4 separate regions of the Homo sapiens genome follow, and all the other regions are linked to region 1. The links are chromatin contacts, found by Hi-C or POLR2A ChIA-PET in ENCODE. All regions are on one chromosome and are shown on one strand. The core of a region is the stretch at or near the end of the contact, and the rest is flanking DNA. Distances in the headings are between cores, read along the strand shown.

The links. A loop is a pair of places that touch in the nucleus more often than their neighbours do. ChIA-PET counts read pairs that join two places held with the same protein, here RNA polymerase II (POLR2A). Pooled maps may share reads with other maps.
Region 2: a map of B cell shows a loop between it and region 1 (18-fold over the local background). The contact joins the promoter of DGKE here to the promoter of DHX40 in region 1. A Hi-C loop is called at or near these places in 2 of 168 maps with a recorded cell type or tissue (B cell and ascending aorta) and 4 of 50 pooled maps. POLR2A ChIA-PET finds 5 or more read pairs at or near these places in 1 of 52 experiments (T-cell).
Region 3: a loop to region 1 is called in a pooled map, with 5 times the contacts of the local background. The contact joins the promoter of BRIP1 here to the promoter of DHX40 in region 1. A Hi-C loop is called at or near these places in 5 of 50 pooled maps. POLR2A ChIA-PET finds 5 or more read pairs at or near these places in 2 of 52 experiments (A673 and B cell).
Region 4: a loop to region 1 is called in a map of CD8-positive, alpha-beta T cell, with 6 times the contacts of the local background. The contact joins the promoter of AKAP1 here to the promoter of DHX40 in region 1. A Hi-C loop is called at or near these places in 2 of 168 maps with a recorded cell type or tissue (CD8-positive, alpha-beta T cell and naive thymus-derived CD4-positive, alpha-beta T cell) and 6 of 50 pooled maps.

What each region holds. Positions count from the first base shown.
Region 1 is chr17:59,564,302-59,567,001 of GRCh38, reverse strand. It overlaps DHX40 (DEAH-box helicase 40), which reads right to left and starts at 1,392. Exons shown (of 18, transcript NM_024612.5): 1 at 1,219-1,392; 2 at 208-375. The coding sequence starts at 1,330. RefSeq lists a silencer at 754-883 and enhancers at 1,294-1,553, 1,169-1,711.
Region 2 is chr17:56,832,811-56,835,510 of GRCh38, reverse strand. It overlaps DGKE (diacylglycerol kinase epsilon), which reads right to left and starts at 1,360. Exons shown (of 12, transcript NM_003647.3): 1 at 1,251-1,360; 2 at 252-733. The coding sequence starts at 715. It overlaps C17orf67 (chromosome 17 open reading frame 67), which reads left to right and starts at 1,591. Exons shown (of 8, transcript NM_001085430.4): 1 at 1,591-1,893; 2 at 2,169-2,613. RefSeq lists enhancers at 1-504, 236-635, 1,104-1,701 and silencers at 1,026-2,095, 2,069-2,363.
Region 3 is chr17:61,862,089-61,864,788 of GRCh38, reverse strand. BRIP1 (BRCA1 interacting DNA helicase 1) reads left to right here and starts at 1,261. Exons shown (of 20, transcript NM_032043.3): 1 at 1,261-1,505.
Region 4 is chr17:57,083,996-57,086,822 of GRCh38, reverse strand. It overlaps AKAP1 (A-kinase anchoring protein 1), which reads right to left and starts at 1,577. Exons shown (of 11, transcript NM_003488.4): 1 at 1,425-1,577. It overlaps AKAP1-DT (AKAP1 divergent transcript), which reads left to right and starts at 1,785. Exons shown (of 3, transcript NR_186437.1): 1 at 1,785-1,983. RefSeq lists silencers at 531-620, 901-1,200, 1,241-1,820 and enhancers at 499-1,001, 2,041-2,120.

The sequences.
Region 1 (2,700 bases), core at 143-2,642:
AAAATGGGAAAATTTGCCATCCCAACTAATTCTTGAACCTGAAATAGACCATAAAGAAGCAAAGGAGACATAGGGGAAGGGGGTGTGCCAAGAGAAGCGGGACTATAAAGCAAATACTGGGCAATCATGGAGTACAGAAGTCCTACTGGCCTTTAAAAAGAGGATATTTTTAAAATATTTCCAATTATTACAACAGAAAAAAATCACCTGCTTCATATAGATATTTTGGGAGTTGAGTTGTTTTACCACTTCCTGTATTTCCAGTAACAATAAGGAATGAATTGTCCCTCACAGCTTGAATAATCTTTTTTCTTTGTTTCTGAATAGGAAAAGTTGGAGTAGTTCCTCCCTCCTGGGACGTGCATCCTTTCTCTTCTGTAATAACAGAAAAACAAGTCAATTAAAAGACTTGTAAAGATATCTCTGACTCAATTTCTCATGACTAAAACCAGAAAGGCAATAGAATTTTAGGGCTGGACGGGATCATCCATGACTTCTCAGTTAAATCGCTCATGTAAGTGAGCGTTAATGAGCGCAATTTGTAAGTGAGGGTTAATGAGCCCAGAACAACTTTTTGGTGAAATCCAGCAACTTGAGCATTTGTTCACGCATAACTCAAAGTACTTTTCAAAGCAAGTATAGCTCAAGGCAACGTATACACATGCATACTTACACAGAAGCACAAAACTCAATTTTATTTAACAATAGACCAAAAACTGGAACACAGCAGAAAATTCTCAGCTGGATTAGAAGCCACCTGTGTTTGCTTCTGATTCATGGTTCAAGTTAGGTCCCTGTTCAGAGCGACTGATATCCCAGAAGGCCAAGTGGTGGGTAACCATGGAAACTGGCTCCTGGAAACTGGCTCCCTTCATACTGTACCCAAAGGCAGGCTGGCGGCCCGACGAAGGGTGGGGGGGATGAATGGGTAGAGAACAAAGGGTCTATGAGCCTGTTTAAGAACAGAATGCATTTCGGGCGTTGGGGTTCACTTTTTCGCCCCCCAGTAAGGTTTTCGCCTAACTTGAATCTGGGACCGCCCCCCTCTAAGGCAAAGTGCTCATTGGACGCAAAGTTCGCCTCGGGCTTGGAAAGCCAGGAGAACGCCACGGCTTCCTCACTACTCTTCTCAGCCTGCCAAAGGCGTACTTTCATCCCCCCACCAAAACCCCCACGCCGTAACTCCCGCTGGCTTCCGTACCGTCCCGCGGACCGCACCTCTATCGGCGATGCAAACAGCCGAGAGCCGCTCTTCCTGGAGGTCTCTTGACCGCTCACCCTCCTCCTGCCGCCTTGGCGCCCTGCCCGCGACTGCGGGAAACCGGGACATAGACCTGGCCCCGAGTGGAGGCGAGCACGTCCACCGATCTGAGGAGATGGGAGGGGAAAGACGAGGACGCGCCCTGATGACGTAGAGGTGTTTACTTCCGCGCGTGCGACTTGTAGCAAGGGGAGGGGGAGCTGCTCGATGACGTGGTACGGGGCGGCCGGACCTCGAGCCGAGGCTCCACCCCCCAGGGATTTCCCGCCAACTGCCACGTGCGCTTCGCCTTGGGCGGCTGAGCCATACCTGAGGGCCCGAAGACCCCCTCTTGTTTCGCCTCTCCGGCGCCGAAGGTCGCGACGACACCTCTTTTCAACGCCACAGTGGTCTCTGCAGGCTATTCTGCCTTCACACACTTGACACGATGTAACCCTCTGCCCGGAGCTGGAACCATGATCCCAGAGTGCTGCGTTCCTCAACTCATTCTCACCTTTCCTAATCTGATATGACCTGTCCAAGGCACACAGCTACTGAGTTGTGGAGCCGAACTTTTAGTTATGTTATTATCAAAACTTAGGTCACCAAGGCTGTTCATTTCCCTCATAGGACCCTGCATTTTAATTTATTTGCATGTTTCCTCTTCTGCCCAGCTAGATTGTAAAGCCCCCCCCCACAAGAGTCGAAATATTAAAACACTGCTACATCCAGGGCCCAGCACAGTGATTCAAGGTGGGCTGTCAATATTTGTTGACTTTGCTGGAATGGAGGAATAATAATTGACTTCCTTAGGAATTAAGCTCATTTTTGATAGAGGTGCATTCCTTGGAAACCACAGTAGCTGAAAAGTTCAACAGATACACAGCATCTGAGGCAGGGCAACTTTTTCAGAAAAGGTACTTTGGGGGCAGGTCTTTCTGGTCTAGAGCCTGCCAATTTTTAAATTAGTGTCAACTGTAACAAAATCATTGCAATGTGAACAAGATTGTTTGTTGGACTCCTCAATTGTTCCTGCTGTTAGAATTAGCCAACACTTACTACCAAAGAAGACAACTCAAAACTGTCACTTCACCATCACCTAAAGACCCTCTTGTCTGACCAGGCTTCAAAAGATGTACCATAAGGTTGTTGGGCCCCCAGATTTTTCTGTGCTCATTTGAAGTGAAGTCATGGCCATGCATGGTGGCTCATGCCTGTAATGCCAGCACCTTGGGGGGCCAGGACAGATGAATCACTTGAGATCAGGAGTTCGAGACCGGCCTGGCCAATATGGTGAAACCCCGTCTCTATTAAAAATAAAAAAATAAAAAAAATTAGCCGGGTGTGGTAGCACGCGCCTATAATCCCAGCTACTCGGGAGGCTGAGGCAGGAGAATCGCTTGAACCTAGGAGGCAGGGGTTGCAGTGAGCCAAGATCATGCCACTGCACTCCAGCCTGG
Region 2 (2,700 bases), core at 111-2,610, 2.7 Mb after region 1:
CGTTAGGAGCCAAGTTTTATTACCCAAAAGGGCAGGCTGGCTGAGGAGTGGAGGCTGGATGCATCGTCTCAGCAAATGACTACTGCAAAGCTGCCACGCTTGCACAAACTCAGGGATGTTTATTTATTAGCTTGTTTCCTCAAAATGAGTTTAGGTCATCAGCAGAGATTAAAGCAGGCCTCTACACCACTCTATGAAATCCTGATTCCCACGGCGCATTCTGGGACAGTGAGTGTCCACGAAGACCATACCTGTAATCGCAAAGCTTGGGTTGACAGCCACACTGCTGCTTGCAAACCATACAGTAACTGCACAGGGGCACGTTGCCCCGGATCCAGTGGTGGGGCATGGCGTCCAGGACCTTGGTGTCATTCTTGAGCATAATCTCCTTGCACTGGAAGCGCTTGTCGGCCTTCCTGAGGCAGCCCTCGTCCACGCGGAGCCCGCAGCAGTCGCAGAAGGCGCCCTGCAGAATGTGCTGCGCGCACACGCAGCAGTAGGTGGGCTGGCTGAACAGGTCCGTGTCGCGCCACCCGTGCTTGCTCTTGCGGAAGATGTCCCTGCGGTGCAGCTGCCGGCGCGACCGCTGGAGGCTACACCAGAAGGTGATGAACACCGGCAGCAGGACCGAGCACAGCGTCCACAAGATCAGGTGCCCGTCCGCAAACAGGCCCTCGGAGGGCGAGCCCGGCGCCGGCCGCCTCTCCGCTTCCATCTTCTCCAAGGACGATACCTAACCAGAAAAGAAACAGGCGGTGCACCCCGAGCTCGCCATCCCTTCCCCGCCCCCTTCCTGCCTTTCCGGGGCCAAACCGGGCGCCCTCAGTGAAGGTGGCTCCGCTCTCCCGAGGGCGGGACTGCGCCTCGTCCCCCCGTCTCCCGGGACCTGCCGCGCCGAGAAGGCGACGTCCAGCCATCACGCTCCAATCCCCACTCCCCAACCCGCCCCACCTCGGGAGCGCGTCCAGGAGCCCAAGGCGGCTGCTGCTGCCGCCGCCGCCTCACCTTGCCGCCGGTCTGACCCACGGAAGGGCGCAACATACAGGGGCAAGCTGCCCTCCACCGAAAGGCCGGGCGTTCAGGCCAGGCAACGCCGGTCGGCGCCCGTAACCGTCGGCCCAGGCCTCGCACTCCCCTCCGGGGCGCCGTCTCCTCCCGGGCCCCACCCGCTCCCACGCGCGGCCCGGCGACCCTAGCCCCTCTCGGGAGGCCTCCGGAGACCTGCGCCGCGCCGGTCCTCGAAGCCCTACCTCGCGCGGGTGGAGGCGCGGCTCCGGGCCAGCAGGCCTTGGCCGCCTCGCGCAGGAGGAGAACGACGCTGGGCCGCCAGCAGGGATGAAGCCGGGCGGGGGAAACGCTTAAGGCTCCAGCCGCACGCACGCCGATCCGGCGCGCGGGGCCGCGAGCTGGAGGCGGGGCCTGTGGCGGCGAGCCCCGTGGCTGGGCGGAGCCAGGGCTGACGGGCGGGGCGGAGGTGTGAGGTGGGAGGGGAGACGGACCGGCCTGAGGGGGCGGGGCCGTGGAGGAGGCTGGAGACGGATGGAAGAGGCAGGGCACTGCGGCTGGGGGCGGGGCCTAGGGGAAGGGGGCGGAGTAACAGTGGGGCGTTTGAGAGGATGGAGGGTTGAATGCCAAAACTTCGTAATCGTAGAAAATTCTGGAAAGCCGCCGGCGGGGCAAGGCCACGAGGATCCTCCTCGCAGCACCGCGCCGCGCGGGGCCCAGGGGCCGCGCTCACGCCCGCCGCTCGGCGCAGACACGAGTGCCCCCGACTTGAGCCGAACCTCTAGCCGATGCCGGCGCCGCCGCCGCCGGGGATGCGTAAGCCGACTGGGAAGCGAGGGGGGGAGGCGGCCTGCGCGGCACCGCCCGACCTGGCCGCGGCGGGCTGAGGTAGGTGTGGCGGCCGCAGTAACGCAAACCTGAGGGCTCCTCCGCTGCGGAGCGGCGGGCGGGCGCGGAGGCCGAGGGCGAGCGGGGCAGCCGCCCGCTCGTCGCCGCTGACCCCGAGCCCGGCCGCGGTTTCCGCCCCCTGCCGTGGCGGGCGGGCCTCCCCTGCGCTACCCCCTCGCCCGCGCCCGCCAGCGCCCGAGGCCGGGGAGAAAGGGGAGCAGCGGGAGCCGGGGACTACCGGAGATGGGAGCACGCCTCCTGCTGCTGTCGTCCAGCCCCAGGTTCCGGAGGAATGCTCGCTCCCCGCTGGAGTCCTACCAGCCCAACACGGACCTGAGCCGCGACCACGCGGGCTGCAGCCTGCAGCACATCAGCTACCCGGAGAACGCGGACGCGGAAGCACCGCTGCTCAGCACCCCCGAAGAAACACGGAATCCAGAGAGGCACAGGCACCGCCCCGGCGCGCACAGCTGCACTCAGCGGCTTCCTTCCTACTACATACATACATAGGAGTGGGAGCCGAGGACCACTTGTTGCTTGCGGACTTCCTCTAGCATAAAAGATGGAAAGAAAACACACACCGAAGCAAGGGACCAAAGGAACAGAAAAGAAACGCAGAGATCATAGGAAAACTGCAAAGAAATACTTGATAATATCTTCCAAACGATTAGAGAAGACATAACATTCATTAAGAATACACATATAGATGTATATATACGTGTATGTGTGTATGTATATATTATTATGTGTGCATATATATGCATGTGTATGTGCGTATATTTGTATTAACTGTAGAAGATAAAGCTA
Region 3 (2,700 bases), core at 12-2,511, 2.3 Mb before region 1:
ATTTTTAAACATTATCCTTCCTTTCATTGTCTTAACAGTAAATTACTTCATCTTTGCTCATTCATATGTATTTTCACATTACTGAATCCCTAACACCCAGTTTGGGGTTTGCTTTGCCTTTTTTCACTTAACCTTATATGGGATTTTTTCTTGCAAGTTTAATTTTTATAAGTTTATTGGCTTCATAATGTATTGAATTCATCTGTCATAACCACCTCCATATTACTAGACTGGGAAGTTCATAATTTTTTTCAGTATTACCAATAGATATTATTGTCAATTGCGGTATCACATTTTCTTTCGTTTAGATTACGTCTTTAGGATAAATATCTGGAGCTCAGATTACTAGGTCAAAGGGTAGAGTTTATTTTTATGACTACAAGTTTTGTCATTTTTGGTAAGATATATCACAATTGACAATGAGGCAAACAAATCAACTAGCCCCCTCCTGCTCTTTCTTCCCAGCAAACTCCTTCCCCAAACTAGTTACTTGAATTTGAGAAACAGTATGAGGTTTTGCCTTTTGGAGACATTATTATTTGAGCCAAGTTTAGGTTATACAGATTTTTTAAAAAAATAACATGATTTGGCAAGATCATGATGAACCTCCTTTTCTTTGAGTAAATTAAAGTACTACTGGCAAATAATAAACTGGTCTTAGGAGGGATGGAAGGCGGATAAGCCTTAATGGAAGTAGAAGTGATCTGATACTGGAGACCCTGAGAGCTTGTCTCTGGCTTATTTTAGCATCCGGGAAAGCCTTGAATATTATGAAAGATAGATTGTAGCCCGATGTCACAGAGCCTTCTTACTTAAGTTTGGCTCAGCAGTCTGGCAATTCCCGCCTGAGTCTTCGCTATCCTGGCTACTGCAAAGCTGGGTAATTTAAATTGAGTGGCACTGATAAATGCTCAAAGAACTTGGCAAAGCTTAAAGATACTTCCTTTCCGCTGGTCTACGGACGTGAAGAATGAGACTTCCAGTTTCCAAGGAATTTGCTGCATAGACTCTATCGCCGGTTTCAAAAGTCAAACTGAGACGACTTTCTACTTTAAACAAACACTAGGGATTTGCTGGAGTGGCGACAACCTTCCGCCGCGTACCTTGAGCCCTTGTTTTTTTTTTTTTTTTTCGGAGACTTCCATTGGATGCCGAAGTTCTCGCCCCCTCACCTCGCACCGGGACTGGTTGATTCCTGGCCTTGGCGGGTGATTGGTCGAGCTCGCTGGGCTATTGGGCGCTGGGAGTCGAGGGGGCGGGAGGCGGGAATTCGTCTCGGGTTGTGTGGTTGAGGGGTCTGGTGGGTCGAGGAAAGGTAACGGCGGCCCCAGTCCTGCACACAAGGCCGGGGAAGTAGCAGCACCCCCAGGAAGAGGGAGGAGGAAGGGCTCGTGCCCTTTCTTCTCTTCCAGGGCTCCGCTTTATTTGCTCTCAGAAGTCGGTTTCCTTTCCTTTTCTTCAGTGAATCGGAGCTCAGAGCGTTGCTTCGGTTTCCCTCCAGACAGGCAAGTCGGAGGGAAGTCCACGGAAAGGGCTTGAGTTCTTCTGCACAGCCTGCGGGCCCATGGGTGGTGACTGGATCACCAGGGTCTCGGGGATCTCAACTGGCTGGGGGAGGAGGGAGATACGGGGCAGAAAACCTGAGGAGGGAGCCTATCCTTACCTCCTTTGAGCGCAGGCCTGTTCTTAGCCCGGGCGCTGCGTTAATTCTTGGCGGGAGGCAGAGGGGTGTGTTTATCCTTTATGCAATGTTTGGGGGAAGCTACCCCATTTTGACACTATTGTTGCCACAGCCGGGGTACAGGACGGGCTGATTTCTAGATTATATCTGAGTAACTAGGCCAGCGTTGAGTTGTTGATTCATATTAAGAGGTTAGATTCCACCATACCTCATTCTCAGAGCTTTACAGATAGAATCGCAAAATGTTAGAGCTGGAAAATACCCTAGAATAATGGTTCTTCTTTTGGAGCACACAAGCAGTGGTGAATGTTATTATTGGCTTCATAATCTATTGAATTGCTATTTTAACCATCTCTTCGTCCCCAGGTTGAATTTACAATTTTTTCCCACGACTGCAAATAATTCCTTATTTAATAACAGTGCATGTAATTTCCCCCGCTATTTTGATTTCCTTGAGATATATTTACGGGAAGAGAAATCTATGGACTTTTTCTTCAGAAAAATGCAATCATGTACAGAAACTTATGCTTGCAATTTCAAGAGGTCATTGTCTCTGAATTACATCCGTGGATCCTAGGTTAAGAAAAGTGGTTTAGAAGAGGTGAGGATTAAAGTGATCCTCATCTGTATCAGATCCTGGGTTAGGTACATTCTGCCCTGGCTAATTTTCATAAAAACCCTGTCAGGTAAGTAGTAGTATTTCAATTCCATATATGGAGAAACAAGCTCTGAGAAGTTAAGTGATTCACACAGTGGAATTCAAACTTAGGATTGCCTTACTCCAAAGCCCATCCTGTTTCTATAATACTCTACTGATCTTCAAATAACATTTTTGAGTGCCTACTATGTGCCAAGGCATTCTCTTTCTTATAACAGCCTTTAAATTAAATTAGGGGTTATCACAGGTAAGGATCTTAGACTAGAGAAGTAAAAAGATATGTCAAAGATAACATACCTGAGTCAAAGATAACATACCAGGCAGTATACCAAAACCTGGTATAGAACCTATGCTTCCTGAC
Region 4 (2,827 bases), core at 328-2,827, 2.5 Mb after region 1:
TAAATAAAGAGTTAAAAAAAAAAAAGGTACTAATTTGGGAAGGACTTAGCAGTTACAAGAGCTTGTAAGGCTACTAGTTGCCAGAATTAATAGCTTTTTGTGAACGGTGTTCCTTGATCAGTAACTAACAGATACTGTTGCACCAGGTCCAGCAGCCTAGATTTCACTGGAGACAAATCTAAACACGAAGTAACGCGCACTACAGTAGGGGAAAGATACCCAGGTTAACCTCACTAATTGCCCTGCGCATACACCCTACCCAGCTTGAGAGGCCTCGACTCGCACCTGGAGCGAAGTCCACCGGGTTTGTGTTAACGGCGGCAGGAAGGCGCCGCCACCCAGGACATCCCCCAGGAGAGGAAGATCCCGAAACGCCCAGGGCTCCCATGCCGTTCCGAGTCGCCACAGCACCGCCTACCACGATCAGCACCTTTCTTCTCCTATCCCTCCCTGGAAGGGAAACAGGAAGACCTTCAGCTAGGGCACAAAAGAGTTGAACGCCAGAAAGCCCGCGTTCGAGGCATCCAGCCACTGCCTCTCCTAGCACATCGTAACCCCAAAACTGGCGCGGTCCCTCCAGATCGCAGACCCCGGGCCCTGGGCCGCAGGCGGGGCCGGACACGTGACCGTCGGGGCCCCCGGGCGTGAGGTCGGCAGACACCCCAGGCTGGACGGCCTCCACCCCTCCGGACACGCCTGCAGGGGCTACGAATGCAAATTCCCCCCGAGACGCCCCTGAGCCTCCGACCTCCAGACCCCAATTCGGTTCGAACGGTCCCTCAGCCCGAAACACGGTTGGATCACAACCGGCCGATGTCCCGGCCCATCTTCCCAGTTCCCCTGGCTCGCCGCACGGAACTCCCAGGGGCTGCGCCGGCGGGCGAGCCGAGGGTGAGAAGTTGGGCGAGGCTCCAGAAGTGAAGGGGCAGCTCCGGCTCAGACTGTGTACACACGACCTTTGAAAAGTAAACGCCCGCGGGGCTGGGCGACCTTGGGTGGGACGCGCTCGGGTCAGCCTCGCAGGCGGGTGTGCACGCTCCGGTTAAGTTGAGGTGCAGAGAGGCGACCCGGGCGTCGCGCCCTCGCCCCCCGCCCCCGAGGACAGTGACGCGCGTGGGGAGGACGGCGCGGCCGCAGAGCGCCGCCCAGAGCCGCGCACACGCGATCTGTCAGGAGCCCGCGGGCAGACAACCGGCGGGGAAGGACGAGAGGGGGCGCAGACGAGGGAGGGAAAGATGGGCCTGCCTGACAGCGCGCGGCGGCCGAGAGCCCCCAGGACACCTCTGCGTCCGGAGCGTCCCGCCCCCGGGGTACCTGGAGGGCGCGTCGCACCCTGCACCTGCACCTCAGGCTCCCCATCGCCCCGACCCCGCCGCCTTCGGGTCTCCGGCAGGGGGTCCCCGGCGCAGCTGCCCCCGACCTACCAGCTCCTCGGCTACCATCGGGGTGCGGGATGCGGAGTCCGCGCGCCGCCGCCGGCCCCCGGCTGTGCCCCGCGGCCCGGCCCGCAGCGCCGCGCTTCCGCAGCTCCCCCACGTGCTAGCCCAGGCGGGTGGAACACAGAGACATTAAATACTGAAGACGCGCGGCGACGTGCCCGCAGCGCGACGCAGGCCCCGCCCCTCGCCCTTGTGCCCGCGCGCTCCCGAGCCCGCCCCGCTCACCTGCGCGTGCGCGCCGCCGGCCGCTCCCGGCAGTGCCTCCGCCGCGCCTCTCCCAGCTGCGCCAGAGGGGGCGCGGTCTACAGCGCTGGGCTAACATCCCGCCGCCGCCCGGAGCCGGGTCTTGCTCGCGCTCTCGCGAGAGAGCCGTCATCTCTCCGGTGCCCGGGAGAGGGGCCGGGCGGGACGGTACAGCAACCGGAGGAACCTTGATTCCCTGCCCCGCAAGCCCAGCACCGGTTTTGCCGCCTTGTCTCGAAGGGTCAACCAGGCCATCTCCTGCCTCGGGACGGAGAGCGCCCTGGAAAAGGCGGAGGGGCCGGTGAGGAGCAGGGCTTCCCTCGCTTCGGGGCTTTGAGCTTCCCTGTGACCGTCATTTCCTTGTAGCGTATAATTGGGTTGGCCATTAATAATTGCTCGATAACTGCATAATGGTGAAACCTGGTACCACTCAAATGCAACTTTCTTGCTCGTTTTCACAAGTCGATGTTATCGAAATGAAGCACTTTTCTCTGAATTGGTGTGGGTTTTGGAATGATTTTTGCAGAGATAGTCACGGTGAGTCACTATCTCTGCCAGGACCTTGGGAAAATAAATTCCTCCAAAATAAATGGAGAGGGTAGGGTTTTGGCTGTCCAGCCCTGCTGTCATCCTTAAAACAAAGTGACTTTAAATGAACATTTGTTTGGCCAAAATATAGAAAATAGATCATGCTAAGAACTAACAATTACTTGGGAAAATGCTTAATCTTCACTAGTGATCAAATGCAAGTTTAAATGACAGATGCCATTTACTATACCTAATGAGATTTAAGTCAAATTCATATATATATGAATCCCAATTGCATGGTGTGGTAGATGTCAGGAAGGAAACAAATAGGAAACTGACATAGGAAAGAAAGAAAAAGAGCCCTATTTTTTATTTTTTTTTTTTTGTGAGACGGAGTCTTGCTCTGTCGCCCAGGCTGGAGTGCAGTGGCACGATCTCGGCTCACTGCAAGCTCCGCCTCCCAGGTTCACGCCATTCTCCTGCCTCAGCCTCCCGAGTAGCTGGGACTACAGGCGCCTGCCACCACGCCCGGCTAATTTTTTGTATTTTTAGTAGAGATGGGGTTTCACCGTGTTAGCTAGGATGGTTTCGATCTCCTGACGTCGTGATCCGCCCGC